Linked DNA regions of Homo sapiens: region 2 is linked to region 1. A link is a loop called in an ENCODE intact Hi-C map of the cell type or tissue named here. Cell type or tissue: dorsolateral prefrontal cortex. All regions are shown on one strand. Each heading gives the region's core, and the rest is flanking DNA. Links, peaks and the distances in the headings are about the cores only. Region 1 has its middle 58 kb from the start of CYTH4. Region 2 overlaps ELFN2 (extracellular leucine rich repeat and fibronectin type III domain containing 2).

Region 1 (2,900 bases), core at 110-2,609:
GCTAGAGGGAGGCTAGAGAAAGGGCAATAATGGGAGAAAGGGGCAGACGGGCCTATTCTGGAGGGCTGAAATGCTGGGGAGGAGCTGGATCATTTGCAGGACAATAGGGAGCCATGGAAGGTTTTTGAGCAGGGGATGGATATGTGGAAAGCTCTGCTTCACTCCGCTTCTCCGTGCCTCTTCAAGTCTTCAGGGGAAGACTTGCTCGGTCTCCAGGGACCCAAGTCCTCATCCGGTCTTTGGGGAGGGGTGTAAAGAATGCATGGAGGTGTGGCGGTTGTTGGGAGGCAAGGGGACAGGTTGGGGTGACTAACACAGATGGCAGGCCACCCCTGTGCCTGTCTAATGTCAGGGTCAGGGCTCCTACAGGGCAGTGCAAGTGATGAGTGGGTGAGCCAGGCTTGGAACCCAGGTCTGTCTGACCAGAGGGCCCCAGCAGGAGGAGGATCCTGGTAGCGACCTGCCTGTGGGGAGAATTCCCCTAAATTATCTCATTTGTGCCTCTTCCTCATTCTGAGGAGGGGCTCTGTCCTCACTGACCCATTTTGCAGATGAGGAAACCAAGGTTCAGAATTGTCAGGGGTTTGAGTTCACCAACGAAACCAGTATTTCTGGCTTCTGAACCAGTGCTTGGTACATGGCAGGTGCTTAACGAAGGGATGGGAGTCAGGCTTTGAGGATTTGGACTCTAGAATGAGTCCTCTCCAAATAGCACCCAAGAGATTTCTCTGAGATGGGGCTGTTCTCAGACAGTGTGAAAATCCCAGAAATAGAACCATCCGGGAAACCTTCAACCACGTTGGAAATATGGCCCAGTGAGGGAAAGTGGCTTGCCCAGGGCCGCACAGCACACCAGTGACAGAGCAGGGACAAGGACCCAGTGCTTTAGACCTTCCCTCCTCTAGACCCAGGCGGGTGAGCACAGTGGGCTTGGCCCAGAGCTGGAGAGGAAAGGCAGGTACAGCCCACCTAGCTCCGTCCTCCACAGCTGCACAGGAGGGCCTGAGATAGGCAAGGGGAGAGGATGGCTGGCCACAGTGGTGGAGCAGCAGGACTCCAGAGGGGACAGCAGTAAAGTGGGAGGGACTGAACCCCTTCAGCTCCTGCCCTACGCCCCTGCCATGCGAGCCTCAGAGGCCCACCCGACCCAGTCAAGACTGCACCTCCCCTCCCATGCTGCCACATCACCACTAAGCACACAATTTCCATGGTGACCCCTGCCCCCTGGCTGCTGGTGAGGTCGGTGGGTGCCCCTCATGGTCTGGCTCACTTGCTGTCTCTCCCTCTTTCTCTCCATCCCTCTTTATCCCTCCCCTTCTCCCTCCCTCTCTCTATCTCTCTCAGTCCAATCTCTGCCCTGCTGCCCTCCATCTGTCTATTTCTCTCCTAGACTTCGGCTTCAGACAGATGTGGTTTCAAAGCTGCAGTCCCGGCCTTCCTGAGCTGTGTGACCTTGGTTACGTCCACGTGCCCATTGCCTCGCCTGGGCCTCACTTTTCTCATCTGTATCATGGAGTTGGCACCACCGGCTCTGCCCTCAAGGTTTGCCGCGCCTGCAGAGGCCCCTGAGCATTCAGCAGGTGCTCACTCAGCAGGAGCTGCCAGACGTTGAATGTGTGATGGGAATCATTGGATGCTGCCGCCTCTCCGCCCACCCGCCACCTGACACTGCCTCCTGGCTCTCCATCACTGCCCAGGAGTCGGGCAGCCTCCCCGCTCCCTGCTATTTCTTCTCTGCACCTGACGCCGCCTCCTGGCTCTCCATCATTGCCCAGGAGTCGGGCAGCCTCCCCACTCCCTGCTATTTCTTCTCTGGAGCTTCCCAGGAGGTTAATAGCAGCTTCTCACCAGGATATTTGGCTTTTTAAGGAATCTCCTTGCCTCTTTCTTCTCTGTGAGGATATTCTCAGGATGGTTGCGGTGGAGAAGGGAAGGAAGGAGACTCTCGAGGCATTTGCCAACTAAGGGGGGCACTTAGGGGTAGGTGGGGGGGGCCAGTTCCGGGCAGAACTTGGGGCAGACAGTGCCCTGTTTCCAGAACAGCTCCCAGTGCCGGGCTGGGCTGGGCTTAAATGCAGTGGGAGAAGCTCAAGGGTGGGGTGGGGTCACAGGCTCCACTTGGAATGGGCCAGGTCATTTGACTATGGGGGCATTTCTGAGCCTGGTGGGGCCTCAGTCTCCCCTCCTGGAAGGTGGGCCTGATGATCCATGCCAGCCTGTAAAGGAAGGGAAAGAGTTTTGCTGAGCTGCAGAAGGAGGTGCAGACAAGGCGAGGGGCTGGGTGTTGGGGGAGGCCAGCTGAGCGCCCAGGACCCCTCTGGCCCCACCCCAGGTCCTTGGGCTCCAACTGCTCTCAGCCCTGCCCTGAGCTCAGGAATGGGCCCAGGCCTGAGAAGGAGGTCAAAACTCTGCAGCCCTTCCACTACTACTTCGGGGGGCTCAGCACAGCTCCTCTGGGCTCAGGTCCCCAGGCCTTTCCCTGATGTAACCCCCCAGTCAGGCCCGCACAGTAGGGGAGGTCCACCTCTTATGTGTGTGTTTTAAATTGCGGTAAAATGTACGTAACATGAAATTTACCATTTTAGCTCTGTAAGCATACAGGTCCGTGGCATTCGGTACATTCACATTCCTGTGTGGCCATGACCACCATCCATTTCCGGGGCTTCTGCATGATCCCGAACAGAAGCTTGCACGCCCTGCGCCACGCCCCCTCCCATGTCAACCCCCGTAACCGCTGGTCTTCGTCTCTATGAATTAAACTATTCCAGGTACCTCCCATCAGTGGAATCATAAAATATATGTTCTTTTGCATCTGGCTTATCTGACTTAGCATAATCAGACGACCCCGTCTTAACAGACAAGTAAACTGAGGCACAGAGAGGCTATGGGACTCGCCCCAG
Region 2 (2,900 bases), core at 120-2,619, 76 kb before region 1:
GTGTGACTGGGGAGACACCTCCAGGCTGTGGAGCCCAGTAGGGAGTGTGGGACAAGGTGAAGGGGTGGGAGTGGGGGCCCCTTGGTTCCCAGAAAGCTCACTCATCTGTGCCTGCTCCTCCTGCCCAGGGGCTTGAAAGAAGCCCTGTGGCCCCTGGCCTCTTCCCTGGCCCCTGAGCCCCATGGGTTACGATTGGAAGCCTCAGCCCTCCATCTCTCCTGCCTCATCATCCTTCTGTCTCTACCTCCATCTCTTCTCCTCTCCCTGCCCCATCTCTCCATCTCAGTGCCTTCACATCTCTGCCTCCATCTCTCTCTGCATCTCTCCATCTCTCCCTGCCCTGTCTCCCCCATCTCTCTATCTCTGTCTTTCTCCATCTCTCTTCCATCTCCCTCCATTCCTCCTCTCCCTTTACCTCCTCTCTGTCTCACCCTGATATTCATTTGTGGTATATTCGGTTGCCATGGGAAACCCAAGAAAGAAGTGAGTGTACCCTTCAAGACTTCAGCATTTTTCCCTCCTCCCTCCCTCCTGCTGTCCCCCCTCCCTCTCCTCCCCTTCTCTCCCTCCCTCCCCTCTCTCCCCCTCGCCTCCCTGCAGAAGGAGAGGACTTGGGTGAGGAGCTGCTGCCACCCGGGCTGGGCCAGGACCTGAGATCTCATTGCTACTGCTGCCGCTGCTGCCTGGGGAACCTTTCTGAGACCCAGGTTGGGGACAGTGCCGGAGGGGCCTCCTCTGCTGCAGACATCTGGTAAGGACAGGGTCCTTTTGCCTGTGTGTGTGTCGCTGTCTGTGAGCATAGCTCACATGACCCGGCCTTGCAAACCTGTGATGTGGCCCAGCCTCAGGCTTCTGTGTGTTCCTTCTTGTGGGCCTGGCCCCTGCCCCCAGCCGTGGGCACCCCTCCCACCCAGCTTTCCTTCCACAGGGCCTATGAGGCGGCCTGCAGAGCGGCAGGCCTGTTGGGGGCTAAGACAAGCCCACTGGGGAGGGTGGGCAGGAAGCCCCTGTTGGCTCAAGGACCCCAGCTCCTGCCCCATCACCCGGCAGAGAGGCTGAGGCAGGCTTAGTCTGCACTCCAGCAGGTCAGGGGGCATCTGTGCACCTGCTGGGGGTGGAGAGCCAGCTTCCAGGGGAAGGCCTGGGACAACATGGTGGGGGTCTCGCTCAGGTGGGGGTCTGTCCATTGTAGAGAGAGAGGCTGGAAGTGAGCCGGGAGCAGGGGAAAACGCCAGCAGAATTGATATGGGGCCTGATCCTATGTCATTGAATTTTGGAGGCACAGGGAGAGCCGTCTGGCACTAGGAGGCCGCAAACAGGCAGACAGGCAGGCAGAAGGAGCTGCTCCGTCCTGGCTGGGGCTGGTGGCTGCCCTGGAGAGGAGAGGAGAGGAGAGGCTGGGGCTGTCACCGAGGCTGTGTTGGTGGCGGCCACGTGGAGGGAGCTGTTGTCCAGGCGGCGCTGAGTGACGGTGGTTGCCGTGGTGAGGGAGCCGCCTCTGTGGCATTGTGGTCTCCGTGGAGAGAGGAGGAGACAGAGAAAGGAGGCTGGCTGGCTGCGCACAGTGTTGGTGGTTGCTAAGGATAGGGAGATGCTATCTCCAAGGTGCGGTGGTCCCCACGTGGAGGGGCTGTGGCTGTCCAGGTGTTGGAGGTCCCCAGGAAAGGGGTAGTGATGGGTGCCCTGAAGGGGGCTTGTGCAGGGTGGTGGGTGCGCCCCGGAGGACGGAGGAGGTGTGGTGGGGGAAGGGCTGCTGCAGGGGACTTGGTGTTGCTGTCACAGGCTGAAGTGGGGGTTCTTGGTGGTGGAGGGCTGGGGAGTGAGGCACAGTGGGCGGGTCTGCACTTATCCTGCCTGCCCCTGTGGACAGACCGGAGACCCTGCTGCACCAGCGCTTGCTTCCTCCCAGTGCCTCCACCCAGCCCTTCCCTCCCACTTCTGTGGTCATGATCTTCCCACCTCTGCCTCCTTGAGCCCTCTCGCTCCCCAGGGCCTCTGATCTCATAAGTCTCTCATCTGGGCACATGCTCCTTTCTTGCCCCCAAGTGACTTTGTCCCCATCCGTCATGTTTGCTGAGGACCTGTTGACCCAGTGCCGTTCTCTGGGGGACCAGCATTGGTACCTGCCTTTGAGGAATCAGACGGGAAGTGACTTGCCCAAGGTCACCCAGCAGGCACGTTCTGGGGAGCATCTCCCTCCCTGAGTGCCGGACTCAGCAGGCCTAACTCCTTCCCTGGGGGAGCCTGTCTCTCTGACACCGTTGAGTCCTCTCTCTCCCCCCAGTCCCCAGGGGTTCTCCTGAAGCAGCATTTCATTCAATTACTAAAAACAGGAAGCTGCACAGGAGAGCAGCGAGTTCTGGGTTTGCAACCTGGCTCTGGTTTTTACGGTGGAGGACCTCTGGCCTCAGTTTCCCCCTCTGTAAAATGGAGATGAGGCACATGCCTCCCAGGGTGGCTGTTATTTGGGCTCATGGATGTGATGGCTCCTGGTATGTAATAGACTCTCAGTGACTGGGAACCACCACCACCATCATCATTATTATTATTTTTTTTTGAGACGGAGTCTCGCTCTGTCACCCAGGCTGGAGTGCAGTGGCACTATCTCTGCTCACTGCAACCTCCGTCTCCCGGGTTCAAGCGATTCTCCTGCTTCAGCCTCCTTGAGTAGCTGGGACTATAGGCGCGTGCCACCACGCCTGGCTAATTTTTTGTATTTTTAGTAGAGATGGAGTTTCACGGTGTTAGCCAGGATGGTTTTGATCTCCTGACCTTGTGATCCACCCGCCTCAGCCTCCCAAAGTGCTGGGATTACAGGCGTGAGCCACCGCGCCTGGCCCACCATCATTACTTTTAAAAATCGTTTTAAAATGATTTCCTGACACGCGTAGGGAAGCCAG

Evidence for each region. Hi-C counts contacts between places; a loop is a spot of excess contacts. Peaks named below come from ENCODE experiments on the same cell type or tissue, not always from the same donor. Only the 100,000 strongest peaks of a DNase experiment are listed, where the experiment ranks them.
Region 2: it touches region 1 in a loop (2.6-fold over the local background); 4 of 110 quality-filtered maps call a loop at or near these places.

The regions. Positions count from the first base shown.
Region 1 is chr22:37,339,460-37,342,359 of GRCh38, reverse strand. It overlaps a transcript of ELFN2 not described here. Among named protein-coding and RNA genes, the nearest start is that of CYTH4, 58 kb to the right of the region's middle. In dorsolateral prefrontal cortex, for the core only: no CTCF peak of the experiment used is centred there; a DNase peak (open chromatin) is centred at 1,649; H3K27ac peaks cover 2,079 bases.
Region 2 is chr22:37,415,620-37,418,519 of GRCh38, reverse strand. It overlaps ELFN2 (extracellular leucine rich repeat and fibronectin type III domain containing 2), which reads left to right. Exons shown (of 3, transcript NM_052906.5): 2 at 601-751. Among named protein-coding and RNA genes, the nearest start is that of ELFN2, 10 kb to the left of the region's middle. RefSeq lists an enhancer at 1,729-2,273. In dorsolateral prefrontal cortex, for the core only: no CTCF peak of the experiment used is centred there; a DNase peak (open chromatin) is centred at 1,479; H3K4me3 peaks cover 1,642 bases; H3K27ac peaks cover 757 bases; H3K27me3 peaks cover 778 bases.